Regions from separate parts of the Homo sapiens genome. Here regions 2, 3, 4, 5 and 6 are each linked to region 1. A link is a loop called in an ENCODE intact Hi-C map of the cell type or tissue named here. Cell type or tissue: endothelial cell of umbilical vein. All regions are shown on one strand. Region 1 holds the start of LINC02875 (long intergenic non-protein coding RNA 2875). Region 2 has its middle 45 kb from the start of NACA2. Region 3 overlaps BRIP1 (BRCA1 interacting DNA helicase 1). Region 4 has its middle 17 kb from the start of NACA2. Region 5 has its middle 7.6 kb from the start of NACA2. Region 6 overlaps BCAS3 (BCAS3 microtubule associated cell migration factor).

What was found. Hi-C counts contacts between places; a loop is a spot of excess contacts. Peaks named below come from ENCODE experiments on the same cell type or tissue, not always from the same donor. Only the 100,000 strongest peaks of a DNase experiment are listed, where the experiment ranks them.
Region 2: a loop joins it to region 1, with 8 times the contacts of the local background. A loop is called at or near these places in 9 of 110 quality-filtered maps.
Region 3: a loop joins it to region 1, with 15 times the contacts of the local background. A loop is called at or near these places in 77 of 110 quality-filtered maps.
Region 4: a loop joins it to region 1, with 8 times the contacts of the local background. A loop is called at or near these places in 17 of 110 quality-filtered maps.
Region 5: it touches region 1 in a loop (14-fold over the local background); 17 of 110 quality-filtered maps call a loop at or near these places.
Region 6: it touches region 1 in a loop (12-fold over the local background); 42 of 110 quality-filtered maps call a loop at or near these places.

Annotation. Positions count from the first base shown.
Region 1 is chr17:61,410,230-61,415,229 of GRCh38, reverse strand. It overlaps LINC02875 (long intergenic non-protein coding RNA 2875), which reads right to left and starts at 3,479. Exons shown (of 1, transcript NR_160788.1): 1 at 1,950-3,479. RefSeq lists silencers at 2,473-2,532, 2,553-2,612, 4,133-4,302 and an enhancer at 4,182-4,764. In endothelial cell of umbilical vein, CTCF peaks have their summits at 2,692 (motif pointing left) and 4,329; DNase peaks (open chromatin) are centred at 2,699 and 4,259; H3K4me3 peaks cover 2,020 bases; H3K27me3 peaks cover 1,561 bases.
Region 2 is chr17:61,634,065-61,639,064 of GRCh38, reverse strand. No RefSeq gene overlaps it. Among named protein-coding and RNA genes, the nearest start is that of NACA2, 45 kb to the right of the region's middle. RefSeq lists an enhancer at 2,823-3,117. In endothelial cell of umbilical vein, a CTCF peak has its summit at 2,939 (motif pointing left); a DNase peak (open chromatin) is centred at 2,924.
Region 3 is chr17:61,831,502-61,836,501 of GRCh38, reverse strand. All of the region lies in intron 6 of BRIP1 (BRCA1 interacting DNA helicase 1), which reads left to right. Among named protein-coding and RNA genes, the nearest start is that of BRIP1, 30 kb to the left of the region's middle. In endothelial cell of umbilical vein, no CTCF peak of the experiment used is centred here; no DNase peak of the experiment used is centred here.
Region 4 is chr17:61,571,896-61,576,895 of GRCh38, reverse strand. No RefSeq gene overlaps it. Among named protein-coding and RNA genes, the nearest start is that of NACA2, 17 kb to the left of the region's middle. In endothelial cell of umbilical vein, no CTCF peak of the experiment used is centred here; no DNase peak of the experiment used is centred here; H3K27me3 peaks cover 178 bases.
Region 5 is chr17:61,581,103-61,586,102 of GRCh38, reverse strand. No RefSeq gene overlaps it. Among named protein-coding and RNA genes, the nearest start is that of NACA2, 7.6 kb to the left of the region's middle. In endothelial cell of umbilical vein, a CTCF peak has its summit at 2,638; no DNase peak of the experiment used is centred here; H3K27me3 peaks cover 393 bases.
Region 6 is chr17:60,718,189-60,723,188 of GRCh38, reverse strand. All of the region lies in intron 5 of BCAS3 (BCAS3 microtubule associated cell migration factor), which reads right to left. Among named protein-coding and RNA genes, the nearest start is that of BCAS3, 43 kb to the right of the region's middle. In endothelial cell of umbilical vein, a CTCF peak has its summit at 2,262 (motif pointing left); a DNase peak (open chromatin) is centred at 2,248.

The sequences.
Region 1 (5,000 bases):
CCCAAGAAGGAAATAAATAAGACCCAAAGTGGGAGCTGGATGAAGGAACTGACCAGCCAGTCCAGGGCTAAATGTAAACCAGTCCCAGGACAGCCTGCCACAGGGCTGAGCCAAATGCCAGGGGGACTTTGAAGCCCAGGCGTGTGGAGCAGGAACGCCAGGCTCCAGGAAAGGACACAGGCCTGGGGTCGGCCAGAGCCTGGTGTGGCCCTGTGACCTGCTTCTTTGACGCTGTATGACCTTGGGCCATTTTGTCCTCTGTAAAATGGAGATAATCATACCAGCCACCCCGTGCTGAGAATTCAATCAAATGTCTGCATGTTTATTAAGCACACAGTGGCTGTTCCACAGCTGCTCCTGTCGGGCTGAGGAGCAGGCACCATGGAGCCAGAGGACATCCTGCTTGTTCTCTTTGGGAGAGAAATAAATAATATTGAGAGCAAACATGAGCCATGCCCTGAGCTAAGCACAGGATGCAGCCCCCTCTCGGGTAATCCTCTCAACGCCCCTGTTAGGGTTTTACACTGAGAAGCCCCTGCCCGACCAGGGGTCCTTGCAGGCCCAGCTGGGCTGACTGGAGCCATGAGGCCACCCTCCCCCGGGCCTGCTGGACTTGGGCTCTGAGCCAGGCTGCTTCTCCCACGGACACACCTCCTGGCCAGGACATCCGGGCACTCCCTCCCCTGCCCCGTTTGCCCTTTTCCTGCTGCAAGCCTGACTCTCACCCATCATCACTTCATCAGCGAAAGTTTCCAAGGGCCAGGCCCAAGGGATTGTGAAAGAGCTCCGTCCTTTATTTACTGGATGGCCTTGGGCACCTCACTTCATTTCTCTGAACCCCAATGTCATGTCTGTGAAACGAGGACTCATAGTCTCCACCCGGCCAGTGAGGGTCGGGGAGAGGCCACATGTGAAAGCGCATTGACTGCCATGAAGGCTTCCTCGCAAGTAAGAAATTAGCCTGGGGGACCCCCTTAAACATGGGTGCCTGAATGGCCTTCATTGGTATCGCTTTCTCTCTTTGGGGTCTCTCTTTGGAGAGAAGTCACACACAGTCAACAAATTGTAGTGCTGGGCACCAAAGTCACCCCCGCCCCCCCGCCCGCAACCCACTAGTCTGCATCTCTCCAAAAGCAGCTTGCTCGAGGTAGAAGGCCAAGCTGTGACTGACAATCGCACCCCACAGGGAATGGAGGCAGCCGGGACTTAGAATGTAATTTCCTAATTGGGAATTCATCCAGGCCACCAACCCAGTCCCCCACCCCAAGAATCTTGGCCAAGGTCCTCAAGGTCTGTGACTCCACCTATCCCTCTGGCTCAGGTTCCTCAAGCATTAAATGGGAACATGGCTCTTCTCTGAAGCAGTTGAGGCTGGGGGCGGGACGGGGGGGAAACTGGACCCAGGTCAACTGGCCATTCGCAGATCAACTGGATTTTAGTCCAAACTACTTATTTTGCAGATGAGGCTTCTGCAGCCCAGAGAATAAAGTCACATTTTCAAAGAGCACTCACAGCTCTAGAGGCAGAGTTCGACCTTGTACCTATCTATCTCCTGTCCAGTTTTCCTACCAAGCAGCTGCTTCAGCCATAGATGAGCATGTAGATAATTATTAAATCACCAAAGATTTGGTCCTATTCTCTGCTACACTGTACTTTGAAAGAGAAAAGAGCTGAGAGCCTAGTGCAGGGACGACATCTGGCCTGGGTCCCATCACCCAGCCGGTGACTGTATTGCAGTGGAAATGACCCTCGACTGGTGTTAACTGGGCTGCTTTCTAGCCGTGTGCCCTTAGGAAACGTGTGTAGGGTTAATCTCTGAGGGTGCCAGAGCTCATCTGGGGACATAAAAGGTCAGCTGGAAACAGGCTTCTAAGCCCCACCCCCTCCAACTCTGGCATTCCCCAGCCAACGGGTCTTACATCCCCAGCCTCCCATTGAGACTTGACCCAGAGCATTGGTGGCTTTTAATCCAAGGGCGAGATTCTCAGGCTGACCCCTGGGCCCTCCCCAGTCCCCACCACCTCCCGCTGGAATAACGCAGCCCAAAGCCTCCCCTATGGAGGCAGGAACTTAGGTGAGCAGCTCCACAGGGCACATCCTGCCCTCGACCCTGAAGACCCCGCCCTGAAGAGCCGGATGAGGGTGGTGAGGAGGGCGGGTCGGAGCCGAGGGGGCCCTCTCCGCTGGAGGAGCGCTGGATCCCCGCCGATCCTTCCCCTATCCCGCCCGTAAGTCCTCACCGTCGAGTGGGCCCCGCGCTCCTAGGGCCGTGCGCCCCGCGCGCTGCGGATGCCAGCCACAGCCCCCTTCGGAGGGGCCCAGGAGGCCGGAGGCCGGCGGCTCACTTCCCGCAGAGAGAACGCGAGGGCCCAGCCCCGCGGGCGCGCAGAAGAGGACAAGCTGGGGTCTGCAGCAGCCTGGAAGGTCGCCGAGCTGGCGCTGCCGGGCGGTTCTGGCAGCAGGGGAGAAGGCCCCACCCCGAGCCTCAAGCCCTCCGCTCAGTGTGTCCGCAGCCCCGGAGTCCCTCGGTCCCTCGGCGGCCTGTGCCGGGCTCCGGACCCGGCTCTGCCTGTGTCGGTGGCTGTGCCTCCGTGCCCCGCTTGCCGGGGTCCGCAGTCTATCTCCCGCTCTCGCCCGAGGCGGGCTGTGAGGCCGCGGCCCGGGCCCTGGCCTGCAGCGCCATCTCGTGGACCTGTGAGGAGTTGCCGAGGCCCGAGGCCTGGGCGGGCTCTGGGTTCGCTCCCACTCGTGCTCCCGGCGGGGAGCTGCGGGAGCTGCCAAGAGGACTCGCTGGGAAACCAGGCGCGGCCGTCAGCGCTGGAAATCGGTGCTTCCGGAGTGGGTTTGGGGTCCCCGGCCCCATCCAATAGGAGGAACAGATATGCGCCTCCGGAGAGCCCAAAAGGAAGTCCAAGTGCAAAACCGCCCCGGGCGTGCTCGGACACGTTCAGCGCCCGGCAACCAGCCTCCACCCCGAAGGCGCTCCCGGGAGGGTGCCCAGGAGACCCGGAGCTCGGGCTTCCTCCCAAGAGGGCGGGGGCTCCCTCCGCTGCCGCCCTGTCCTGCGAGCAGGGAGCGCTCGGCCTCCTGCGGGATCCCGCCTGACCGCCGGTGCTCCGCACCTCGGGGCCAAGGACAGCGAAGGAGGGGGAGGAAGCGGGACTGGATTTTGGGTCCTTCCCAGAGCGGAGGAAGGCAGGCTCGGGGTATAAATCCAGGGCTCGTAGAGGCTGTCCCTCAAGGGGCCGTCCCATAACCGGGAAATAGGGGGTCCCGGCCTCAAGCCGGGGCGCTTGAGCGTGAGAGTCCCGGGGAGAGCGAGGCTGAGCGCGCCCCTCCCGCCCCAGGAGCACCCCACGCAGGAGTTCGCGGTCAGCTGGGGAGGCGGGCCCGGGAGCTGCGGCCTTCGGGAGGGCAGGGCCAGGCCATACCGGTGGCTCCGGTTCTCCACAGCAGCGGCGGGGGAGTGGAGGAGGAAGGGCTTGAGGGCTCGGAAGATTCCGATTAACCCGAGAGGAAATGAGGTCCCCTGGGCCTTGGGATCCGGGCGGCTTAGCCGCTAGGGGTCTCTCGGAGCCCCTGCACTCACACCCTCCATCTCCGAGTTCCTCCGGGAATCGCACGCGCCACCCCACACCGACACGCACAATTCCCTCTTAGACCTCACACGCCCCACACGCGAGAGCCCGAGGCGACAGGCTAGGCCGCCAGCAGGTATCGCCATCGTCCCAGCACTGGCCCTCCTGCCACGCGTGTGCCGGCGGCTCTGCCGTCCAAGGACCCCGGGCCAGGCCCTGAAGGGTTAAGGAGGCCTTGCGGCACCGGAGCGGCGGGTACGCCGGGCGCCTAGGCTAATTGGCGACCCCGGGGACAATGAGGGCTGGGAGGCCGGGGAGGAGGGTGGCTTAATTGGACATGGGAGTGGCCTAGCCTTTGTCTGGGACAAGGCCCAGCCGCCGGCCGCGGGTTCCCGCAGTCGCACTCAGGCTACCAGCTGGGGCCCCGCGGAGCGCCGGGTGGGCGACTCGGAGGGGACATGTGCGGCGGGAGGTGGCGGCGAAAGTGGTGTGGGGGATCTCGAGGCCCTGGAGTCCCACCCCACCCCACCCGGGTTGCTGCAGCAACGACGCGGCCTAAAAACGGCCGCGACTAGGCCGCCCCGCCCGGCCTTCGCAGGCACCCGCCTCCCCCGCGCCCATGCCCGCACCCGCACCCCTCCCGCGACCCTAAGTCGGTGCTGCCCCCTGGTGTCCGCAGCCCTGTACGTAGGCCGCCGCGGGCGCGCAGCCGACTCTCGTCTCCCTCCTAATGTCCTGCTGAAAGTGAGAAGCCGCGGGACGCAAACGCGCCGCTCCTCTAGGAGTATGAGAGGCGTTTCAGCCCAAAGCGACCTCCAGCAAACGCGCTGCCCACGAGCTTCTATTTAGGCTGGAAAACGGGCTTCTCTGTCCCTGTCGGGTTCCCGGACCTGCCCGCAGGTCTGAGGCAGGGAAGCCAGAACCCACCCTCTGGGGTTGGGATACGTTCTACTGCAACCTCCCACTCGTGCACTGGCTGAGTCCCCTCCCTGCTCCAGCCGCATTCGGCGTGGCCTGGGGGCAGCACCATCCTGAAGAGGCGGGCCTGGTTCTCTCTCTCTCGCTCCTTGCAAATGTATCGGCCCACAAAGGCGTCCTGGGAGTCTGGGGGCCCAACTGTCCATTCCACCTTCACCATCACCGTTCCTCCATCTCAACGTCCCTGGTGTTTTGGAAGCCAGCACCCTCCCCAAGCCCCACCCTGTGCAGTGCCCAAGGTGGGCAGCCTGTTGGGGCAGGGCGTTCAGGGTCCCCAAGGCTTAAAGAGGAGAGAACTGGGAAGGAGGTGGCGTGCTCGGTGACCGACCAGACCCAGGGCTAAAGGAGTGCCCGCCCAGCTCCCACTGCTAGAAGTGGGGGCTGGAGACACCTGCTAGCTGGGCAAGGAGGGGGAGCTCACCGGCGCGGGGTGGGAGGCAGCTG
Region 2 (5,000 bases), 220 kb before region 1:
TCTGCTCCATTGGTTTATGTGTCCATTTTTATGTCAGTACCACGCTGTTTCAATTACTATGGTTCTGTAGTATAATTTGAAGTCCGGTAATGTGATTCCTCCAGTTTGTTCATTTTGCTCAGGATACCTTGGGCTATCCTGGATATTTTGTGGTTCCAAATACATTTTAGGATTGTTTTTTCTATTTCTGTGAAGAATGTCATTGGTATTTTGATAAAGATTGCACTGTATCTGTAGATTGCTTTGGGTAATACAGACATTTTAACAATATTGATTCTTCCAATCCATGAACCTGGAGTATCTTTCCATTTTTTATGTGCCCTCCTCAATTTCTTTCATCAATGTTTTATAGTTTTCATTGTAGAGATTTTTCACATCTTTGGTTAAGTTTATTCCTAGGTATTTTATTTCATTTGTAGCTATTATAAATGGTATTACTTTCCTGATTTCTTTTTTAGATTGTTTATGGTTGGCATATACAAATGCCACAGATTTTTATGTTGATTTTGTATCCTGCAACTATACTACATTTATTAGTTCTAATAGCTTTTTTGTGGAGTCTTTAGGCTTTTCCAAATATAAGATCATATCATCTGCAAAGAGGGATTATTTTCTTTCTTTCTTTCCAATTTGGATGCCCTTTTTTTCTTTCTCTTGTCTGATTTCTCTGGCTAGGATTTCCAGTACTATGCTGAACAACAGTGGTAAACGTGGGTATCCTTGTCTTGTTTGAGATCTTAGAGGAAAGGCTTTCAGTTTCTCCCCATTCAGTATGATACTAGTTGTAGGTCTGCCATATATGGCTTTTATTGTGTTGAAGTATCTTCCTTCTATACCCAGTTTTTTGAGGGTTTCTATTATGAAGGGATGTTGAATTTTGTCAAGTGCTTTTTCAGCATCAATTGAAATGACCATATGATTTTTGTCCTTCATTCTGTTAATATGATGTATCACACTGATTGATTTGCATCTGTTGAACTATCTGTGCATCTTTTGAATGAATCCCACTTGATCATGGCTAATGATCTTTTTAGTCTGTTTTTGAATTTGGTTCGCGGGTATTGTGTTGAGGATTTTTGCATCAATGTTCATCAGGGATATTGGCCTATAGTTCTCTTTTTTTTATTAGTCTTTGTCTGGTTTTGGTATCAGAGTAATACTGGCCTCATAGAATAAGTTCCTCTATTTTTGGAATAGTTTGAGTAGGATTCGTTCTTCTATAAATGTTTGGTAAAATTCAGCAGTGAAGCCATTGGGTCAGCTTTTCTTTGCTGGGAGACTTTTTAATACAGCTTTGATCTCATTACTTGTTTTTCTGTTTTTTTTTTTTGTTTGTTTGTTTTGTTTGTGTGTTTGTTTTTGAGACACAGTCTCACTCTGTCACCCAGGCTGGAGTGCAGTGGCGTGATCTCAGCTCACTGCAAACTCCACCTCCTGGGTTCAAGCAATTCTTGTGCCTCAGCCTCCCAAGTAGCTGGGACTACAGGCATGTGCTACCACACCAGGCTGATTTTTGTATTTTTAGTAGAGGTGGGGTTTCACCATGTTGGCCAGGCTGGTCTCAAACTCCTGACATCAAGTGATCCACCCGCCATGGCCTCTCAAAGTGCTGGGAATACAGGTGTGACCCACTGTGCCTGGCCTGATCTCTTACTTGTTATGGGTCAGTTCAGGTTTTGGATTTCTTTATGGTTGAATCTTAGGTTGTATGTGTCTAGGAATTTATCCATTTCTTCTGAGTTTTCCAATTTATTGGCATATAGTTGCTTATAGTAGTCTCTAATGATCCTTTGAATTTCTCCAGTATCAGTTGTAATGTTTCCTTTTTCATCTCTCGATTTATTTATTTGGATCTTCTCTCTTTTTTTCTTAGGCTAAAGGTCTTTCTATTTTGCTTATCTTTTTAGAGAAAACAAATTTTTGTTTCATTGATCTTTTGTATTTTTTTATTTAGATTTTATTTATTTATACTCTGATTTTTATTATTTTATTTCTTCTACTAATTTTGGCTTGTTTGCTCTTGCTTTTCTGGTTCTTTAAGATGCATTGTTAGGTTGTTTATTTGAAGTTTTTATACTTTTTTGATATAGGAGCTTACTGCTATAAACTTTGCTCTTATTACAACTTTGGTTGTATCCCATAGGTTTTGGTATGTTGGGTTTTCATTTCCACTTGTGAAACTTGCTAATTTTTAAATTAATTAATTCAACAAATAGTTATTAAGTATACACTCTATAGCAAGGACTGTACTGGGTCCTGGAAATACAAGGGAGAACAAAGCCAGACACTAGAGATCATAGTCCAGTGAAAGGAGCAGACAAATTTTTAAATTATGTAAATGGTTAATTAAATAAGTAATAAATGTAATCAAGGAAATGAAATATCTGTACACTGAAAACTATTAAACATTGATGAAAGAAATTGAAGAAGTCACAAATAAATGAAAAGAAATCTTATGTTCATGGATTGGAAGAATTAATATTGTTAAAACGTTCATACTAGCCAAAGAATCTACAGATTCAATGCAATCCCTATTAAAAATTCAATGACTTTTTTCACAGGACCAGAAAAAAACAATACTAAACTTTGCAACCACAGAAGACCCATAATGGCCAAAGCAATTTTGAGAAAGGAGAACAAACTGAAGACATCACACCCCCTGATTTCAAACTATATTACAAAGCTGTAATAATTCAAACATTATGAAATGGCATTAAAAACACATCTACTAATGGAACAGAATAGAGAGCAAAAAAAAAAAAAAAAATCAATGCATTTATGGTTAACAGACTTTTGGTAAAGATGCCAGTAATACAAAATGAGGAAAAGACAGTCCCTTCAATAACTGATGCTAGAAAAGTTGTATACTGACATGTGGAAGAATGAAATTAGAATAATGAACGTTTGTGAGAGTCAAGACAACCCTGGGCTTAAGGCGCCATCTAGTGCTGAAAATGAGGCAGCAATCTAGGAGTAAAGGGATTCAACAAACAATTGTAAAAGACCTCTTAGGAAACATAACCTAGAAAGGCCAAAACAAGAGATGAAGTGAAGATAGGTACAAGTAACTAATCCTTGAAGCATAGGAACTAATCCTATGAAGCCATAGATGTACATCCACAAGAAACAACAGCAAACGAAACTATGACCTCCCCAAGTCAACAAAGCAAGGAGGCAGTGATCAACCCTACCATAATGGCAAAGTGTGAGCTCTCAGATCAAGCATTAAAAATAGCAGTTTCAAGGAAACTCAGAAAACTCCAGGGTAACATGAAAAAGCAATTCACAAATTTATCAGAAAAATATAGCGGAGATAGAACTAATAAAAACAATCAAATGGAAATCCTGGAACTGATAAATACATTTGCTGAGCTGAAAAAATACAATAGAGGCTCTCAACAGCAGAATGAATTGAGCCAAAAAAAAGAATCAGGAAGCTTAAAGATGGACTATTTGAAAATACACAGTCAGAGGAGAAAAAAGAAAAAAGAGTGAAAAAGAATGATGAATACCTACAGGATATACAAAATAACCTCAAAAGAGCAAGTCTAGGAGTTGGTGTTCGAGAGGGAGTTGAGAAGGAGCAAGGTGTAGAAAGCATATTCAAAGTAATAATAATAACAGAAAACTTTCCAAACCTAGAGAAGGACACAAATATCCAGGTACAAGAAGTTCAGTGATCACCAAACAGATTCAATCCAAATAAGACTGCCCCAAGGCATATAACATTCAAACTCTCAAACATCAAGGACAAAGAGAAGATCCTAAGAGCAGCAAGAGAAAAGAAGCAAATAACACGTAAAGGAGCTCTGATTCATCTAGCAACAGATTTCTCAGCGGAAACCATACAAGTCAGGAGGGAGTGGATGACATATTCAACGTCCTGAAGAAAAAAAAACTGTCAACTGAGAGCACCGTACCCAGCAAAGTTTTCCTTCAAACATAAAGAAGAAAGTCTTTCCTAGATAAGCAAAAGCTGAGAGAATTTATCACCACTAGACCTATCTTACAAGAAGTGCTAAGAGGAGTTTTCAATATAACAGAAAGTGATCCTAATATGCAAAAAGAAAACATTTGAAAGTATAAAATTCACTGGTAAAAGTCAGTATATAGACAAATTTGGGATACTGTAATATTGTTAGAGTTGAAAGAGTTGAAAAAAAGATATTCTATGGAAACCATAAAAGAGCAGAAGTAGCTAAGCAGAAGTAGCTATACTTATATTAGTTAAAATAGATTTCAAGTCAAAGACAGTAAAATAAACAGGGTATATATAGTGATAAAAGGATCAATTCAGCAAGAAGATTCAGTAAATATATATGTACCCAACACAGGAGCCCCCAAATATATAAAACAAGCATTAATAGATCTAAAGGGAGAGATAAGACTATAATACAATAATAGTAGGGGACTTCAACACCTCACTCTCAGGAATGAACAAATCATCCATACAGAAAATCAGTAAAGAAACACTGGAGTTACACTACATTCTAGACTAAATGGACCTAACTGACATTTACAGAACATTTCATCTAACTGTTACAGAATACACATTCTTCTCATCAGCACATGGAATATTCTCTAGAATAGGCCATCTATGAGGCTACAAAACAAGTCTTAACAAATTCAAAAGAATCAAAATCATATCAAGTATTTTTTCTGACCCCAGTGGAATAAAACTAGAACTTAGTAACAAGAGGAACTGTGGAAAATATACAAACATATGGAAATTAAATAACATGCTTCTGAATGACCAGTGAGTCAATGAACAAATTAAGAAGGAAATTTCAAAATTTCTTGAAACAAATGCAAATGGAAATGCAACATATCAAAATCTACAGGATACAGCAAATGCAATACTAACAGGAAAGTTTACAGCAACAAGCACCTGCATCAAAAGAGTGGAAAGCTTTCAAATAAACAGCCTAATGATGCACCTCAAGAAACAAGAAAAGCAAGAACAAACCAAACACAAAATTAGTAGAAGGAAATAAATATTA
Region 3 (5,000 bases), 420 kb before region 1:
AATTTTTACTCAGATCCTTATACCTAAGAGGGTATGACAGTATTGTTAAATACAGGTGACTTAATGCAGATTTAAAAATAGTTTTTGGCCAGGCATGATGGCTTATGCCTGTAATCCCAGCACTTGGGGAGGCTGAGGTAGGTGGATCACTTGAGCCCAGGAGTTTGAGATCAGCCTGGGCAACATAGCAAGACCCTGTCTCTACAAAAAACAAACAAACAAAATTAGCTTGGTGTGGTGGCTCATGCCTGTGGTCCCAGCTACCAGGAGGCTGAGGCAGGAGGATTGCTTGAGCCCGGGAGGTAGAGGTTAAAGTGAGCTGTGATCATGCCACTGCATTCCAGCTTGGGTGACAGAGCAAAACCTGTCTCAAAAAAAAAAAAAAAAAAAAAAGAGTAATAACATTTTTTGAAAAACCTTTAACATTATAAAAACCAATACAGAATAAAAATTAAAATGTTCTCCCTTATGTTAACCCCATCTCCCTTTCTGCTTTCCAGAAGGAAACACCATGAACACTTTCATGAGGATCTTTCTAGATCCGTTTCTATAAATTTATAAGGATATTTTTAATAGTTCTTTTACAGTTTTGTTTGTGCATTTAACTCTCTTGTTTATGGGATTTATTTTCATGCATGTATGAGGTCAGGCTCTAATTGCATATTTTCCCAAATAGTTGATCAGTTGTCCCAGTGTCACTTAATCATTTTTCCAGTTTTGAAGTTTTGCTGTTATCATGTACTAAATTGTTATATGTACTTGGATTGGTTCCTGGACTTTTTTTTCTCTTTAATTTTTTTTTTTTAACAGTATGTGTGAAAAAATATGTCAAAGAATTCCACTTGGCTTCAAACAGAAAAGCAGTAGACCCCTGCCCTAATTCTATTATTCACCAATTCCCACTATCTGAAGTAAATAATTTTCAATTATTTATCCTTTGTATTCTGATAGTTTTTGAAGTAGCATGCATATTTTGCTTTTCTCTTGAGTTTTCGGTTTTAGATACTTTCTGTTGTCTTCCTCCTATTCTTTTCTCCTTTCTCATTACTTCTACCCTTCAGCCTGCCAGCATTTGGTATTTGTATTGTTATAATTCTATAAATATTTAAACTTATTACAGTTCTTTCCCCAAACCAGTATTTATTTTTTTTGGTGCTAGTAGTTGTCTTGTCCTTTGCTTAGTTTCCTATGTACCTGTAACTATTTATCTCCAAACTCTCTGTTAGAAAGTAAAATCTATCAGTTCATTTAAATACATCAGGTCAAGATGTCCATATTTTTAGACTTTCAATATTTAGTGGAAATAATGAAAAATACTCTTTTATATTGAATTAAATTTTATATTTCTAAATAACTTTTTTCTGAATATAAAAGCATCATCTAAGAGAAAATTTGGGAACCACCAAAATGTGTACTTAAATTATTAACATTAATCCTTAATTAAACTGTCTCCTCAATATCAACCCCTGATATTCTGCCTGCTGTCTATTCTTAAGTGCGCACATGTGCGTGCACACACACATGCAATGTTATCTGTTGCTGTAACAAACCAACCATTTATTTAGCTTACTGTTGTGGGGGTCAGCAATTTAGGGTGGGCTCAGCTGGGCATTTCTTCTGCTGATCTCAGGTGGCCTACTCATGTGTCTGTGGTCAACTGCAGGTCAGCTGTAAGTCAGCAAGGCAGCCCTGCTTCAGGGAGTTGATTGGTAGTCAGCTGGGACCATGAGGTGGGTCTCTCTCATCATCTAGCAGGCTAATTCTGGTTTATGTATATGGTGGCCTCAGGGTTCCAAGAGCAGCAAGAGAACAAGCCCCAGTGTACAAATGCCTTTTGAGTCTGTTTGTGTCAGGTTTGCTAATGTTCCAGTCACCAAAAGCAAATCACATGACCAAATCCAGACTCAAGGGGTAAAGCTCACATCTTGGTAGGAAGAGCTACAAAGTAACCTTGAAAGGGAGCTTATATACAAAGATAAGTAGAATTTGTTGCCATTTTTGTTACGTAGTATATATTACATATATACCCAGTATCAACTGAGTATATATGTAAACATTTCCACCATAGAGAACACTACTATGTTTTCTCCAGGCTCTCAAAAAAATCGTAATTATTGGGCCGAGCGTGGTGGCTCACTCCTGCAATCAGGTGTTGTACAGAGCTCAACCCCTGTAAAGGGGTTGATACTGTAGTATATATTACATATATTTGTTATGTAGTATATATGACATATATTACACATATATTACATATATACTCCCTCCCCACACACAAAATTAGGATTATAGTATATAGCTTTTATTTTTCACCTAATATATCACGGTCATAGTAAAATTTAGCAGGTCTATTTTGATGGATACTTTTTTGTCGTAATCTTTTTTCCTATGCCAGTGGTTGGCAAACTATGACCCATGGGCAGAATACAGCCTGCTGCCTGCTTTTATAAATAAAGTTTTTTTGAACGCATTTTACATTTGTTTATACATATTGTCTGTGGAACTTTTGCGTTATAACAGTAAAGTTGAGTAGTTGTGACAGAGACCATATGGCTCACAAAACCTAAAATATATACTCTGTCTATTTATGTATTTTTCTTTTCTTTCTTTTCATGTTCAGCCAGCAGGAAAATCTCTGGCCTTTTAGAGAAAAAGTTTGCCAGCCCGTTCTATACTATTGTAATCTTGGTTAAGTTAGGCCAGAGGTTAGTGGAGTTAGTGTGAATCTCTTGCCTTGTCTGCAAATTTGCCTAGGGGTAGGATGATAGAATGGATGACTAATTGCTTGAGTATGTCCTTCAGCTCCAATAATTATGGCTTTTTTTTTTTTTTTTGAGGTGGAGTCTTGCTTTGTCACCCAGGCTGGAGTGCAGTGGTGCAGTTTTGGCTCACTGCAACCTCCACCTCCTGGGTTCAAGCAATTCTCCTGCCTCAGCCGCTCGAGTAGCTGGGATTACAGGTGCCTGCCACCATGCCTGGCTAATTTCTTTTATTTTTAGTAGAGACAGGGTTTCGCCTTGTTGGCCAGGCATGTTTCGAACTCCCAACCTCAAATGATCCGCTTGCCTTGGCCTCCCAAAGTGCTGGGATTACAGGAGTGAACCACTGTGCCTGGCCCAGTAATTATAATTTTTTGAGAGCTTGGAGAAAACATAGTATTCTCTATGGTGGAAATGTTTAATTCTCAAAAGTTTCAAATCTTCTTTATCATATTGAGTGAACTTGGTGAATATTTCAGAGAAAGTTGACAAAATTCAGCCACTCCTCTAAGTTTTCTTGATGTGTAGATACATTAATGAAATAAATATGTATAGCAACCCATCCGACATGAGTGTAGCTATTCAGTGGTGATAGTATCTGCAATTGTCATGTAGAACGTTTTCATTCATGGATACTGGGTGTGGAAAGATAACTTTACCTTTGAAAACTACTTCGTTAATTGACCAACTGTCTGCCCAGTAAATTTATCTTTCGGTTATTTTAGCTTTTTAAAAGTTTGGCTGTCACAAAATTATAGAGAAATTGGAAGTACAATCCAAATATCTTTTTTTATTGAGCCATTTAAGAGTATGTTGTTGCCCTGATGTTCCCTCACCCTGAAATACTTTAGTGTCTATGTCTTATAAGCAAAGACATTCTTATACATAATCACAATATAACCATAAGAATCAGGAAGTTAAAATTGATTCATTGTTGCCATCTAATACTCAGAACCGGTTTAAATTTTAGCAGTTGTCTTAATAACGCTTTTATAAAAGCAAAAGAATCCAGTCAGAACCATGCATTGCATTTAGTTATCACTTTAGTAACTTCTTCAGTCTGGAACACTTCTTCAGTCTTTCCTTGACTGTCATGATTTTGACACTTCAGAATATTACAGCTTATCTAGAATGTCTCTTAATTTGGGTTTTCTCATTAGACTGAGGTTATTTATCTTTGGCAGGAATGTCACAGAAGTGATGCCTTCTGCTCATTGCATCTTATAAGGTGGCACGCAGTTTCATTTTTTCTCATTAATGATTGATAACTTGATTAATATGATATCTGCTAGGTAAAAAATATAACTTTACAGTTATCTTTTTGCCTTTATAAAAGAGGACTTTATGGGGAAGAACTCTGAAATTATATAAATAACATGTCCTTACAAAAATTCAGTTTACTCATTTTATTTATATCTTTATGGACTTGTGATTTTCCATTTTATTCGGTGAGTTATAATTATTATATGATTTGTTTTGGTACTCAAGTGGGAAACCAGTTAAGTTGCTTGTGTCTTTCTGACATATATCAATCATTCTTGGAACGCTTCCTTATTTTTTGGCAAAAGATAGTGTTCCAGGCTCACCTTATATTTTCCCTGCCCTAGTCTCGGATTCAGACATTTCTCCAAGGAACCCTGGTTCCATTTAGTGAAAAATAACATTTGAACGCTGTGTTCTGGGAGTTAGTTTTGCTCATTGCTGTTGGAGTTGCTGCTCCAGGCCCTTTCAGCAGACAGCTAGAGAATATACACAATGTATTGTGTACACAAACCCAGACTCATAGACATATACATTTATGTCTATATTTTTTCTGTATCTGTCTGTCTGTACACTGAAAATTATGAGTGTTTATACCAATACATCCAGTTCCATTCCAGTACCAGAGGGCCCATTCTAATTTTCTTCCTTTCTGTATGTTTAACTGAAAAACCTTGTTCCTGATTCCTCTGAAAGTTAAAAACAGAATTACCATATGGTCCAGAAATAACATTTCTAGGCAAATATCCAAAAGAATTGAAAGCAGGTACTCAGATACTTGTACACCAGTGTTCATAGGAGTGTTATTCACAATAGCCAAAAGGTGGAAACAACCAAAATGTCCATTGATAAATAAACGAATAAACAAAATGTGGTGTATACATACAATGGAATATTATTGAGCCTTTAAAAGGAAGGAAATTCTGACATGTACTACAACATAGATGAAACTTGAAGACATTATGTGAAGTAAAATAAGCCAGT
Region 4 (5,000 bases), 160 kb before region 1:
GATGCTTGCAAAAGTTTATATGTTTCTGAATGTATTTTAAGTATTTAGAGTTATTTGAAATTTATGCTTCCCTCTATAGACATAATTCTAATGGATAATTAAAAATATCATGCCCAGAGAAAAATACCTGAAGATGACAGAAGGATAATAATTGTCTTTTCTCTTCAAGGCAAGGAAAAAAACCTGCTTATATCTTGAGAAAGCATAGGTATGATTCAAAGCAATAAGTAATAATTATTAAGATATTTCTATTTTATCCCGAGTATTTCAAAGGATTGATTATGAGCTAACTAGATTTTTCTGCTTAACCTTTTGCTTTGCAATAAAATTGCTACCAATTTTTTCTTAACTATTTTATAAACAAGCTGAAAAACTTGCTTCTGTACTGAATGACTTTCTAGTAATATGTACTACCAAAGCTATAAAAACATAAAGCTACCATTTTTAATTTAGATTTTCTCCATAACACTAAATAAGCTTTCCAATTTGACATCTCATTTTTCTTCTCTAGTCCATCTCTTAGGAGCTAAATGGGTTGTCACAAATTATTCTCCTACTATTCCATTTGAGAAATTGATACCCATTTTACAGATAAAAATTTGAAGTAAACCTCTCACTAGAGAGGTAAAAAGAGGAGACTAATGTTCTTGCAAGGACCTCAGTACAGATCTGAACAATAAGAATCTCTAAGTGTCTGCACAGATTACTTGAGATGACTTTGAATAAGTCACTTAACCCTTACATAACTTATTTTTCTCATCTGCCAAATGAGAGAAAAGAGTGGTTTAGTTATATGGCTTACGATGACCGAAAGTAGTTGTATAACATCAAGTAATTGTGTATGTTCTGTTGCTGGGAAGGATATCAACACACTAATATTTTTAATATAACCTATACATTTCCTGTGGTATTTTTATTCACATTTGGGAAACTAGTCAAACTCAATGTAAAATACACTGAGATGCTATGAAGGTATAAATAAGATAATTCAGATGATGATATTTTAAGGAGATTATGAACATTGATTTTTATTATTTTGTTCTTTGATGAGAATTGAGATATAGGAGGAGCAAACTTAGCTTGCGGAACATAAGATGACTCATAATGAGACAAGAAAAATTTTTTAAAAAGTGTGGGACAGAAGAGATCAAATGCTTCGCTGAAAGAAAACAAACTTGGAAACAAGTTAAAGATGGAAATGGTAGACATGTGTTTCATTTTTGTGAAATTGGTTGGTTATTTCTGGAAGGGTTGCGTGTTTTATAAATGCAGTTTATGTATTGGTTGGATGCTAATTGTTCAACCAGAAAAAAAAAATTTTCTAGAAAAAAGACTGATGCCCTCTGCTGTTATCTTATTTTCTTCTGCCTCTGTCAGAACAGAGGGAAAGGGCAAAACCCAAGGCAAAGTGGTCAGAGGGCAATCCTGTGAGTGACATTTGAAGCCAGCACCCCGGGGGCTGAATTACCTGCCTATGAATGACTGTGCCACAGCTTCACCCAACTGCCCTCTGAAGTGAGTTCGTAGCATCATCCAAGTACATGAACATCATTCTTTTGAAAAAGTTCCTGTAGTAATACCATCTAGAAATGTGTGCCATGGAACTTCAGGAAAACTCATATCAAGTGGAAGCATCTTCTGTATGAAATTTCTCTTGAACTGAAACTAAAATGGGTTCCTTTGGTAACCGGGAGAAATGTCTGCCAAAAATTCTTTTGGCACTAACGAGTACGTCCCTACTCAGGAAAGCAACTTGAAAGACCATTTAAAACGTGTGCTGGCTGGCCGGGCCTAGGATCAGTATTTGTTCAGATTATCAAAACATATGGAAAGTCCTGGCTGCAGATGGCAGCATCACACTAATGCATCCTTTCCAAAGCCTCCCAGGGCTGATGTGTGAGAAAGAGCCATAAAAGCTCTTTGGTGCCCGGAGGACTACAGTTCACTCACTTTAAAAAACAGCCAGAAGTTTTCATTTTTGGGAGTGAAAACTTGCCTCGACTCTGCAGGCATCCATTTCTAAAGTCGCTGTGATCAGACTTATTTGTGGGGCTTGGGAGACAGACACGATGAATGTGTATTTTATTAAAGCTCAATTGTAGGGCCCTTGAAAACACAGATTTGTCAGCATTTCACATTAATAGGCTTTTTATTTGTTTGTTTTTCTTCCTGATTTATAGACAGCACCCCATTATAGAGGCAATATATCTTCATTTAAATAACTTTCAAGTTATTTATGACTGGCAAGGACTTTGAGGCTGGGGTGTTTTACTTTGTTTTATTTTTATTAAGAAGTTCATTCTGGTTCTAGGGATAACAGTAGAAATAAAAGCAATTTAACAGAGTTCCCTGGATGATTGAAATAATCTGAGTTAATTGCATGACGGATCCAAATTTTTCAGGAGAATGTTTTCATTTCCAGCTATATTCTAACTTAAATTTATAATGAAAATGATACGTATCAATAAATGATGAAAGCTCATTATGTGACAGATACTATGTAAGACTCTTTTATGTCCTATTTCATTTAACTCTTGCTACACATCCATAATTATTCTCACTTTGCATCTGAGGAAGCAAGGGCAAAGAGAATCAGTGACTTGCCCAAGATCTCACAGCTCATGATGGTAGAGCCAGGCTGAAACGCAAGAGTTTTCATAAGATCAGTTCCTTCAGAGCCATGCCAGCTTCTTCTCTGAGGAGAAAGACAGGCTAGTAAGTAGGGCAGGAGAGCTTCAAGACCGAAAGTGGATGTGACTTGTAAGCACTTGAAATGGGTGGTGGGTGATTTTTAAAATTTGTTTGTTTCTTTATTCAACAGATACTTATCGAGTGTTTTGTATGTACCAGGCCCAGGATAGGAATGGAGGAAACACCAAGATCATCTATAATACACAGTTCTTGATCCTTTGTCATCCACAAGGGGAACCCAGCACACACACAGGTCATTGAAATATGGGGCACTCTGTCACTGCATTTAGTGCATTGTATTATACAACAACACGGGGACCCAGAGAAGGCAGACCTTACCTGGGGTAGAGGAGAAAAGAAGCATCCTGAAGGAGATGAGGCTTCAGTTGAGCCTGGTGAGCTAACCTGGCCTATTGGAAGGGATGGAGGAAGGGCATTCCAAACAGAGGGGCAGCAGAAACCAAAAACAGCATGGCATGCACCTTAAGTGTCAACCAGCTGCCACACTAAAGTGCACAATTTAGAAAAGAATTGTGTCAAGTTCAAAGGGAAGCATCAGAGTCACCATTCTCATCAACCCCTTAATTAACCTAAAAACTGTTATAATAATGCTAAATCTCAAGGTCAATTATACGGCACCCTCAACCACCAAAAGTATAGTGAAGAATCTGGGAGGGGAAAAAATACAAAAACTAACATTTATTGAATACTATTCATATCATCTCAGTCACTGATTCCCATTAACCCTGTGATGTTAATATTAATGTACCTTGGCCGGGTGCAGTAGCTTACACCTGAAATCCCAGCACTTTGCAAGGCTGAAACAGGTGGATCACTTGAGGTCCGGAGTTCGAGATCAGCCTGGCCAACATGGTGAAAACCCATCTCTACTAAAAATACAAAAATTAGCTGGGGGATGGTGGCGCACACCTGTAATGCCAGCTACTTGGGAGGATGAGGGAGGAGAATTGCAAGAAGTTAGGAGGCAGAAGTTGCAATGTACCTGTTCTATGATATGTCTTTACAATGCTAAGGAACTTGCTCATAGTTAAGCAACTAAGAAACGGCAGGGTCAGGGTTGAGACCCTGGTGACTCTAAAGCCCGCGCTCTTTTAATGGTTTCTTTCCTTATAGGACCCCCAAGAGGAGCATCTCAAAATCTGTGTACTGTGACTTTCTTATGCACTTTACCCATCAGAAAGTGCCTCAAACTCTAACTCCGGTGGTTTACTTTTATAAATCACAAAACTATTCCCATTGCCAAGTCCTCATCATCTCACATATTGATTAAAAATCAACCTCCCAGCTGGATGCGTGGCTCATGTCTATAATCCCAGCACTTTGGAAGGCCCAGGCAGGCAGATCGCTTGAACCCAGGAGTTCGAGACCAGCCTGGCCAACATTGTAGAAACGCCGTCTCTACAAAAAACACAAAAATGAGCCAGGCGTGGTGGTGCGTGCCTGTGATCCCAGCTACTTGGGAGGCTGAGGTGGGAGGATTGCAGTGGGAGGATTGCTGGAGCCTGGGAAGTTGAGGCTGCAGTGATCTGTGATCACACCACTGCACTCCAGCCTGGGTGACAGAGAGAGACCCTGTCTCAAAAAAAGAAAAAAAGAATTAACCTTTCAACTCCCTCTGTCCTCAGTCTCACCACTACCAGTTCAGTTTTTTCCTAAAATAGAACTAATCACATCATTTTCCAAACAAAAATCTTTACTGCCTTCCAGTTGCCTTCATAATAAAGCTCAAACTTCTTAGCATAGTACTGTGTTCATGGCTGTTCTCTTAACCCTGCGCTCATCTGTCTGTTTCTCTCCTTTTTATTTTTATTTTTTTTATTTTTTGAGACCAAGTCTTGCTCTGTCACCCAGGCTGGAGTGCAGTGGTGTGATCTTGGCTCATTGCAACCTCTGCCTCCCAGGTTCAAGCGATTCTCCTGCCTCAGCTTCCCGAGTAGCTGGGATTACAGGTGTGTGCCACCAGGCCCGGCTAATTTTTGTAATTTTAGTAGAGACAGGGTTTCACCATGTTGGCCAGGCTGATCTGGAACTCCTGAGCTCAAGCAATCCACCCGCCTAGGCCTCCCAAAGTACTGGGATTATAGGCTGAGCCACAGCGCCTGTTCATCCCACTACCTTTTACCATGACTGTAGTGACACTGGACTACTTACTGTTGCCTGAATATGGTATGTTCTGTTTCCCTAAAATGTACTTCCTATCCTTCTTAATCTGACAGGATCTGACAAAATTCAATTAATCTTTCAAGGCCTAGTTTAAATGTCACATCCTCTATGAAACCTTCTCCTAT
Region 5 (5,000 bases), 170 kb before region 1:
TTTAACCATGATTCACATTAAGAAATACATTTGATCTTAAGACCCAAAGTTGCTATCTTCACTGTGTCAAATGTACCTTTGCCGTTATATCTATTTCAATTTTTAAAATTCTAGTCAGAACCCAATAAATGGGTCAAAATCCATAGATTGAAAATTCTTGCTTTAAATTGTCCACAGCTTAAAAAAAAAAAGTATGAGTTAAATGAAAACATAGATTAGTCCAAGTCAACTTTAGTAACTTGATATGATCATTTCTTTTCCTCGCTGACAAATATGTACTTTAAAAAAAAGAGAAACCTAGTGTGCTTGAATTAATATTTTCTTTTTTCTTTCTTTTTTTTTTTTTGAAATGGAGTTTCACTCTTGTTGCCCAAGCTGGAGTGCAATGGCGTGATCTTGGCTCACCGCAACTTCTTCCTCCTGGGTTCAAGCAATTCTCCTGCCTCAGCCTCCCAAGTAGCTGGGATTACAGGCATGCACCACAATGCCCAGCTAATTTTGTATTATTAGTAGAGATGGGGTTTCTCCATATTGGTCAGGCTGGTCTTGAACTCCAGACCTCAGGTGATCTGCCTGCCTCGGCCTCCCAAAGTGCTGGGATTAAAGGCGTGAGCCGCCACACCTGGCCTAATATTTTCTTATAAGACTCATCTAGGAATATAGAACATTTTGTTTGCCATCTATGAATTATTACAATAAATGCTTTTTCTGAATTTTGCACCCATTTTTAAATAAAGGAAACGATACAAATGGTATTCTAATTCCATTTAAAAAACTTTCAAAAGAAGGAAGTTATTAATAAATGTGCTCAACGTTACATATTTTTAGGATACTGACAAGTTTTTGCTTAGGTTGCCTGTTCTTATTTTAATGTAATAGTGCAAAAAGGATAGACAGATGTATTTGTTGTTTTTGTTTTAAATCAGCTAGTGTGAACTTTCAATAGCAGATTTCTGCGTTCTCATATAAATCATTTGTATCAGATTCATCTGTTCATCTGTTCCTTTTCATATGGTTTATCACAAGTGGGTTGCAGCTGGCAGCCTTACAAACTGGAATTTGGGTTCTATTAACAGCTCCAGTGAACAATTTCTCTCTAGTATCTGGGCTTCTTCATTGCTACACACGCTGAACATGGCTTTAGCACATTACTTAAAGCTCCCTCAATTAGAAATTGCAAGATAGCTGTCATCAAACTCATGTAATGTGGACCAGTCAAGTGTCTGGCAGAATTCTTATGTGCAACAGATTAAATACATACATTGTTTTCTCATCTTGAAGCAAATACATTGCTTTTATAGCTAATGGAAAAATCAGAAGTGTTTCCATTATCTTAGTTTTAAAAATATGTATACAACAAAGCAAATCTCAAAGTAAAATGCATGTTTTTTAAATATCACATTTAGGAAGTGGATAAAATAGCTTTATTTTCATCAGAGTGAAACTTCAGCATCATTTTTAAGATGTGAAATATAAAAATAATGAGGGATTGGTAGCTTTTGAGTAAGTAGCATAGTTGCTAAACATAATGAATTTTACTGTTTGGCAAGTTCATGTAAAATTCACTCAACTTCTAAGCAATATTGTGTCATACGGTAGAAAATGCACTAGGCTATGTAGAAGGCCTGGGATCTGGGCTTAACCATTTACTGATAGTGTAATTTTAGATGATTTGCTTAACCTTTCTAGGCCTCAATTTCCTAATTTTAAAAATGAAGGTGTTGAACCACATGGTTTCTAAACTCTATAGTATCTTGGGAATAGTTAGGCTTGAGTTATGTATTTAGTATATGAACATTAACAGACAGGAATTACGACTCTTTTCTTTCCACATTAATTAGTTGGTACCTAACATCACACATGTAGGAAGTAAAAACAGTGTCTTTGTTTGAATGCCATAAAGTTTAATAAACATAAAAAAAAAAATCTCTGACCCCTCTTGGAAACTAATAGAAAAGAGGTTTCTAAAAGTCTATTCTGGGCCATGCACAGTGGCTCAAGCCTATAATCCCAGCACTTTGGGAGGCCGAGGCATGAGGATCACTTGAGGCCAGGAGTTCAAGAGCAGCCTGGGCAACACAGCGAGACCCCATTGTTACAAAAAATAAAAATAAAAAAATTATCTGGGTGATATGGTTTGGATGTTTGTCCCTTCCAAATCTCATGTTGAAATGTATTCCCCATTGTTGGAGATGGGGACTGGTAGCACGTGCCTGTACTCCCAGCTGTTTGGGAGGCTTAGGCAGGAGGATCGCTTGAGCCCAGGAGTTCAAGGTTGCAATGAGCTGTGAACATGTCACTGCACTCCAGCCTGGGCAACAGAGCAAGAGCCTGTCTCTCTCTAAAAAAAGTTTAAAAGCCTATTCTTATTATCTAGGCAAAGCTAGTGATTACTATACTAAAACAATAAATTCTATAGAAAAACCATTAATGAAGGCTGAGAGAGTAATAAAACAGTGTGCTCATCCACTCATATCAGTGAAAAAAGGCAGTGTGTTTTTATACAATTGAATTCAACAAAAATTATACTTACTTATGAATACCAGGGCTACCAGAGACAGGGAATGGTGACCATCTGGAGCTAAGAAGTTTCTTCTTCATGTAATCACAGTGATGACATCATTCATAAGTGGCAGAACATAGTAAAGCATTTATCTTTCATTCCACAAGGTGGTGTGTTTTCTGTTTGAACTAGCTGGGTGTAGTATATGTATTCTGAATCTAATGATGTGCTTTTTAAACCGTTTTCTTATTTTTGCCTTGTTTGTAGTACATCATTTAGAATCTTGCCTCTGGGTCTAACAAATTGCTCGATGTCAATGCAGATACGTATAGTTGTTCCCAAATGGATAACATATGCCAATATTTTCTGTATTGCCCTCAATGAACACACTTCTGGGCATATTCTTGACCCTGATCCCAATAAGAAGTCCAAATGTGTTCTCTCTCAGCAAGATCAGCTTCCCCTGTGGCTATTATTTTAAAAATTAAATACACTTCAGAAAAATAATATGATCCTTTACCTGTAAATATTATTTGCATAAATATAGACCTGAATGAAGTTTGTGAAATAATATTAGAAATTATTCAGAACAAAAAGTTAAGTATTATTGGCAATAAAGTCCACCAACTTTAACCTCTCTAAGGATCTACTTAGAGACATCCAAATACCTGAGATTCTGCCTTTTTCTCTCTTGCACAATAACTTCTTCAACTGAGCCTGCTCTCAAATCCTTATTCTCAAATGAATTCTAAGGTTAGTTTCAAGGAATCCAGGTTAAAGATGTTTGGTTTCTGATTATTTGTTTGCCTTCCAGATATTTGTTTCAAATACATCTGTAAACTGAACATCAGTGGTAAGCAAATGTTGGCCATTTAGCCATTCATTCATTTATTCTCTCACTCATTTGTTAAATATTTATTGAGTGCCTTCATTGTTGTAGGCATTTTGTTAAGCATTGAGGATGCAAAAATGAAATGAACTCTCCCCTAAGAGTAATATTAATGATAGTACTCAGCAAAGTAAATGAAATTTAATAACTTTTTATTTAAAAAATAATCCTTTATTTCAAATGATTTTTTCTATTGTTTTCTATTATTGATTTGAAGTTATTATTTCACTTATTTGTTGCTTTCTTGTCTTCAAAACAGTTTAGGCTAAGAGTTATTTATGGCTTTAACACCACATCTTGCCAGAAAAAAAATGATTAGTAAATGCATTTAAACATTTTATGAATTTTAGCTGGCTTCTAATTATTATTTTATTCTAATTTTTGCTTTAAAACAAATTTATATTTTCACTGTATGCTTGGGTCCTGGAATGTTAGAAAAATGGCAGGAAATCTCTCCCAGCAGGTCTTTGGGGAATGGATCTCAAAGGTTATGTATTTAGAGAAGATTATAATGGTCTGAGCTCAGAGGTCAGGAGCCAGTACACACCACAAAAGCAAATATAATTATTAATAGGACACATAATGGAAAGTTTAACTGTGTATAAGAAAAATCAATAGTAGTCTCTTTCCACTCTAGGAGGGGTTGTCAGGTTAAAGAGTGTCCTGGTTCAAATGCAAAACAAAACTCGTGATCAAATGCCTTCCTAAACTAGAGGATAAGTTCAGGTGTTTACCTTTAATAGTCTTTCTGCTCAGGGCATTAAAAATTGTGGATGAAAATGAAAAACATTCTGTATACCGAAAGAAAATAATGCTGCTAAATGGTAAGGTAATTCTTATTCAAACTAAAAACGCCTCTTTTTCTTTCACTCAAATTGAGTCATCAGAATGTGTAGTATTATGCTTAAGCCAATAAAAGGAAGAAAGAATAAAATACTCAGAGGTAAAACATGTCCATACTTACACAGTTTCAAGTTAGAAGTGGTTGGCTAATTATCTTACTAAGTTGCTATCCAACTACAATGCTTGGGGCTTTAAATTTCTGAAGTGCTGCACAAATATTAATGAATTGATTCTTACAACACTTTTTAAAATGTGTGTGTTGTCACTGAGATTTCTAAGACAAAGAGAGAAATTTCAAGTCATTTTAATGAGGGTACACTGGGCTGGAGGGACTGTGGCAAGTTTAAGATATCCTTAAATAAGTTAGTCCTGTTCCAGAGGCAAGAGAGGTACTTCTGGAACAATTAGGGAAGAATTCAAGATTGGATGTGATTACAGGCCAAAATAAACAATAATTGCTACAGATCAGAGTAGAGAGGTAGAAAGCCAGATCAATCTTAGAGCAATGGGCTATTTTGCTTCTTAAGTAATGGGAGGCGTTAACAGACTATGATTTCATCTTGCATCCATACGACCTCAGCACTGTAGCTGGTTTGAGACTAGGGGAGGGAGTTGCTCTTCCTTAGGTAACTCTGAACACATACGTAACATTAACTATCCCTGCACTCAAAGGCCATTTCGTTAGCATCTAAGATGGGTGCAATCTTGCTTGTCAAATATTCCCCAAACAAGAGACAATAAAAGCCAGGCATTCCCCAGGGGCAA
Region 6 (5,000 bases), 690 kb after region 1:
ACAGAGACTGAAAGAATGACAAAGCAAATAAGGCAAAATCCGTAATTGGTGAATCTCCACAATGAGTAACAGGAATACCTTATATACATTATAAAATTTTCTGGAAGTTTGAAATTTATTGCAAAATAAAAAGCATTTTTTGAAATAGGGTCTTGCTGTGTCCTGTGTCGCCCAGGCTGGAGGGCAGTAACGTGATCATAGCTCACCACAGCCTTGATCTCCTAGACTCAAGTGATCCTCTCCCCTCAACCTCCTGAGTTGCTGGAACCACAGGCACATGCCACATTTTTGGTCAAGACAGGGTCTATGTTGCCCAGGGTGGTCTCAAACTTCTAATCTCAAAGGATCCTCCCACCTCCTCCCAAAGTGCCAGGATTACAGGCATGAGCCACTGTGCCCAGCCTAAAAAGCATTTTTTTTTTTTTTTTTGAGACAGAGTCTCGCTCTGTCACCAGGCTGGAGTGCAGTGGCGCAATCTCGGCTCACTGCAACCTCCACCTCCCAGGTTCAAGTGATTCTCCTGCCTCAGCCTCCAAAATAGCTGGGACTACAGGTGCCCACCACCATGCCTGCCTACTTTTTGTATTTTTAATAGAGACGGGGTTTCACCATGTTGGCCAGGATGGTCTTGATCTCTTGACGTCGTGATCTACCCACCTCAGCCTCCCCAAGTGCTGGGATTACAGGCATGAGCCACCGCACCCAGCCCCCTAAAAAGCATTTTTAAAACCTCACAGAAGATATCAACACATCCGCAACAGAATGGCCAAAATCAAAAAGACTGACAATACCAAGTGCTGCTGAGGATGCAGGACAAACAGAACTTCCACATAATTCTGGTGAGAGTACAAAGTTGGCAAAAACACTTTTGAAAACTATTTGGCAGTACCTACTGAAGGTAAACATGTACTTATCCTATGACACAATAAATCTACGCCTAGGTCAACACCCAAGACAAATGAGTGTTTACGTACACCAAAAATTACCATTTTTTGTTTACATCCATGAAAAATTACCATATATAAGAATTTTCAGAGCAACTTTATTAATAATACTCAAAAACTGGGAACAAAAATGTCTATCAGTCATATAATGGATTTTTCAAAATTTATTGTATTCATATGATAGATACAACACAGCAAAATTAATGTTACACACAATAGCATAAAAACAAATCTTACAGTCATAATGTTAAGAGACAAGCCAGAACATAAGAGCATACCTTTTAAATCTATGACCATATTTCTTAGACATTCAAGAATAGAAAAAAAGAATCTATGGTGATAGAAGTCAGAATAGCAGAATAATGGTTACTTGGAGGTGGAAAGAGGGTAGTACTGCCAAGGAAGTGGCACAAGGGATTCTTTTGAGGTACTGGAAATATTCTAGATCTTAATCCAGGATGATGGTTAGAAGGTTATATATATATATATTTTCAGTCTGTACACTTCAGATTTGTGCATTTTACTGTATGTATATTCAATAACATTTATCAGAAAAAAATTGCATTCCACAGACTTATAAATCAGCTTAGGTCCAAATAATATATTGTTTTAGAGTAGAAAATCATCAAAAAGATCTCAAGTAAGAAAGAGTCCAACTTACAATGATAAATTTCAAACTCACAGTAATGTCTACTGCCTATGTCAAATCAACAAGAGTCACGCCACTATTCGCACACAGGGAAAAATTAAGTTTCAGATGCAAGAGTTCTCTGGAGTGATACTTTAAGAAACATACTACAGGAAAAGATATTTTAATCCACCAATATGGTTAAATTCCAGAAATTACTTCAGTATTACTCTTCATTTCTGCTTTTATTCATCCATAACAACCAATGTCCTCCCACTGTATCTACAGTCTAAGGATCCACCTATTCTCTTTCCAGGAAGAAGAGAATGCACCAAACAAAATAAGGTCCTATTCTCAACAAAGGCAATTTTTTTCACTGGACTTCATCCATATTCAACCTCTCTCTGCTTGCCAGTGTACCCAAATCACTAACTTTATATTACTCCCAAATGAAACCCATAAAAACTGTTTCCTGGCTAACAATCTTAACATGGCAAGGTCTATTGGCACCCAACCTCTAATAAATAGTAGACTAATTGGCATTTACCTCAAGAATGCCCTTGCATATTTGCTCTAAAGCTTTTAGTGTATAAAAACTACACAAAAAGCTTTAGGGCAAAAATTTCCTTTCAAGGAGCAGCCGCACTTTTCTTAGCTCAATGTGGTAGCGACACCTAGTGTTAGGTCATTGAAGTACCGCATATACACAGCTCCAAGAAAACACTACAAATACTAACTTTTGAAAAGAAAATACAGTCATCTCTCTGTATTCACATGGGGTTGGTTCCAGAATCCCTGTGGACACCAAAACCTCCAATGCTTAAGTCCCTTTTATAAAATGGCATGGTATCTGCACATAACCTATGCATATAAAACCTATGCACATCCTCCTATATACTTTAAATCATCTCTAAATTACTTACAATACCTAATACAATGTGCTATGTAAATAGCTATACTGTCATTTTTATTTGTGTTATTTTTTATTGTTGAATTATTTTTTACTTTTTTCCCAAATATTTTCTATCCATATTGACTGAATGCACGTATTCAGAATCCATGGATATCCAGGGCCAACTGTATACTGTTTCACACAATACAACTGCCATATTTTAGGTGATGTAATAAATATATTCTCCATTTTTTAAGAAAAAAATAAGCATTTCAAAAGAAGATAAGACGCTGGGCGCAGTGGCTCATGCCTGTAATCCCAGCACTGTGGGAGGCCAAGGCAGGAGGATCACTTGAGCTCAAGAGTTCAAGATCAGACTGGGCAAGATGGCAAAACCCCATCTCTACAAAAAAATATATATATACAAAAATCAGTTGGGCATGGTGGTGCACACCTGTGGTCCCAGCTACTCGGGAGGCTGAGGTGAGGGAATCGCTTGAGCCCAGGAAGCGAAGCCGTGATTGCACCACTGCACTCCAGCCTGGGTGACAGAGCAAGACTATGTCTCAAAAAGAAAAGAAAAGAAAAGAAAACTAAGTTGCCATTTAAACAGATAGCAAAAAGTATGCGAAAATATCAGAAGACTTTTACCACTGAAACTTTAAGTGAGAACCCTTTATTACTTATAAGACAATATGCTATACAATTTTTGCTTTACATGATTTTTAACATAGTGTAAGTCTAATAATCAAATTCTATTTCTGCTAAAATGATGCCATCTTTCATACTAAGCAGCACTGGTCCCCAGGTCAAGACTCTGGAAACATCTTTAACTTTCTTCTCTTCTAAACGTCTAACCACTTACCATGGTTTTTGGTAATCCTCTCACAACAACAAACTTAGTTCAGGCTCTCAACATCTAACATTTAGACAGTGTTGAAATTCACTCCTAACTAGCCTTATAACCTTTTCTTTTCTCCTGCTATTCATCCCACTGCAACCACAAAATCAATATTACAGACAGCTTTTGGAATGTATGTTACCAAAAGATTCTCAACGAGTCCAAATTATTATGGCTGAAAGAATAAGTTCAACTCCTCATCCTGCAATTCAAATCTCCTCCTTGAAAATTCTGTATCTTATTCTCATGACTACAAAGAATGTATAATGCTAAAATGAATGTTAATAATCACAGAAATGTTATTTGTGTGAAATAAAATAATACATGATTGCATGTCTAAACATACTCATCAAAAACTCCTTCTCCAACTGGATGTCTTGATGATAGTGTTTTTCAAACTGTTTGTCATAAAAGACGAATTATTTTTTGATTTTTCTAAAAGTTGGCACAAATGATACTTCTGTAAACTATATACATATGTTTGGATAGTGTGCACTGGCGAATACTATAGGTTTTGAAAGGCTTACTCTCATTTTCTGCACTTTACCTTTTTGCTGCCAATAACAAACGATTCGCTATCACCAGTTTATGGACCAGCAACAGTCTATGGTTCACACATTTAAAACCAAACTCACTACCTTTCCACCCAAATCTGCTCTTCACATACCTTTCTTATTTTTAAAAGTGATATTACCTCTATTCAAAAATCCTCCAATGGCTTCTACAACTAAGTTTTTTTGTTTGTTTGTTTTTGTTTTTTTTGAGACAGAGCCTCGCTCTGTCGCCCAGGCTGGAGTGCAATGGCGCGATCTTGGCTCACTGCAAACTCCGCTTCCTGGGATCACGCCATTCTCCTGCTTCAGCCTCCCAAGTAGCTGGGACTACAGGCACCTGTCACCATGCCTGGCTAATTTTTTTGTATTTTTAGTAGAGACTGCGTTTCACCATGTTAGCCAGGATGGTCTCGATCTCCTGGCCTCGTGATCTGCCCACCTCGGCCTCCCAAAGTGCTGAGATTACAGGCGTGAGCCACAGCACCCAGCCTACAACTAAATTTTTTAATGGGCAAAAAAATTATACAAATAATTGCTAAAATATATATAAATGGCCAAGAAACATGAAAAAGTACTCCACATTATTAGTCATCAGGGAAATGGTAATGCTAAATGAATCCTCAAGGTATCACCTACCAAAATAGCTAAAATTTAAAAGATCACAAAAATTCGCCAGGCATGGTGGCATGTGCCAGTAATCCCAACTACTCAGGAGGCTGAGGCATGAGAATCAACTGAACCCATGAGGTAGAGGCTGCAGTGAGCAAAGATAGCATCACTGCCCTCCAGCCTGGGCAACAGAGCAAGACTCTGTCTAAAAAAATTTAAAAACTAACCAAATATTGAACTCTAGTTAATTATATGCATGCAAAAGTAGTTAGGGGAAAGCATGTTGATGTTTGCATTTCCTCTGAAATGCAATGAATAAGATGGATGTGAGACAAAGTACAGTAGGCAGCTGTATGAACCCCTTCTGGTTCTGAGGGTTGCCTGAAAAAAAAACTGGAAAAAAAAAAGTATAGTAAAATTTTAAGGGTATATTCTAGTTGAGGGGTCCCCCAATCCCTGGGCCAGGTACTGG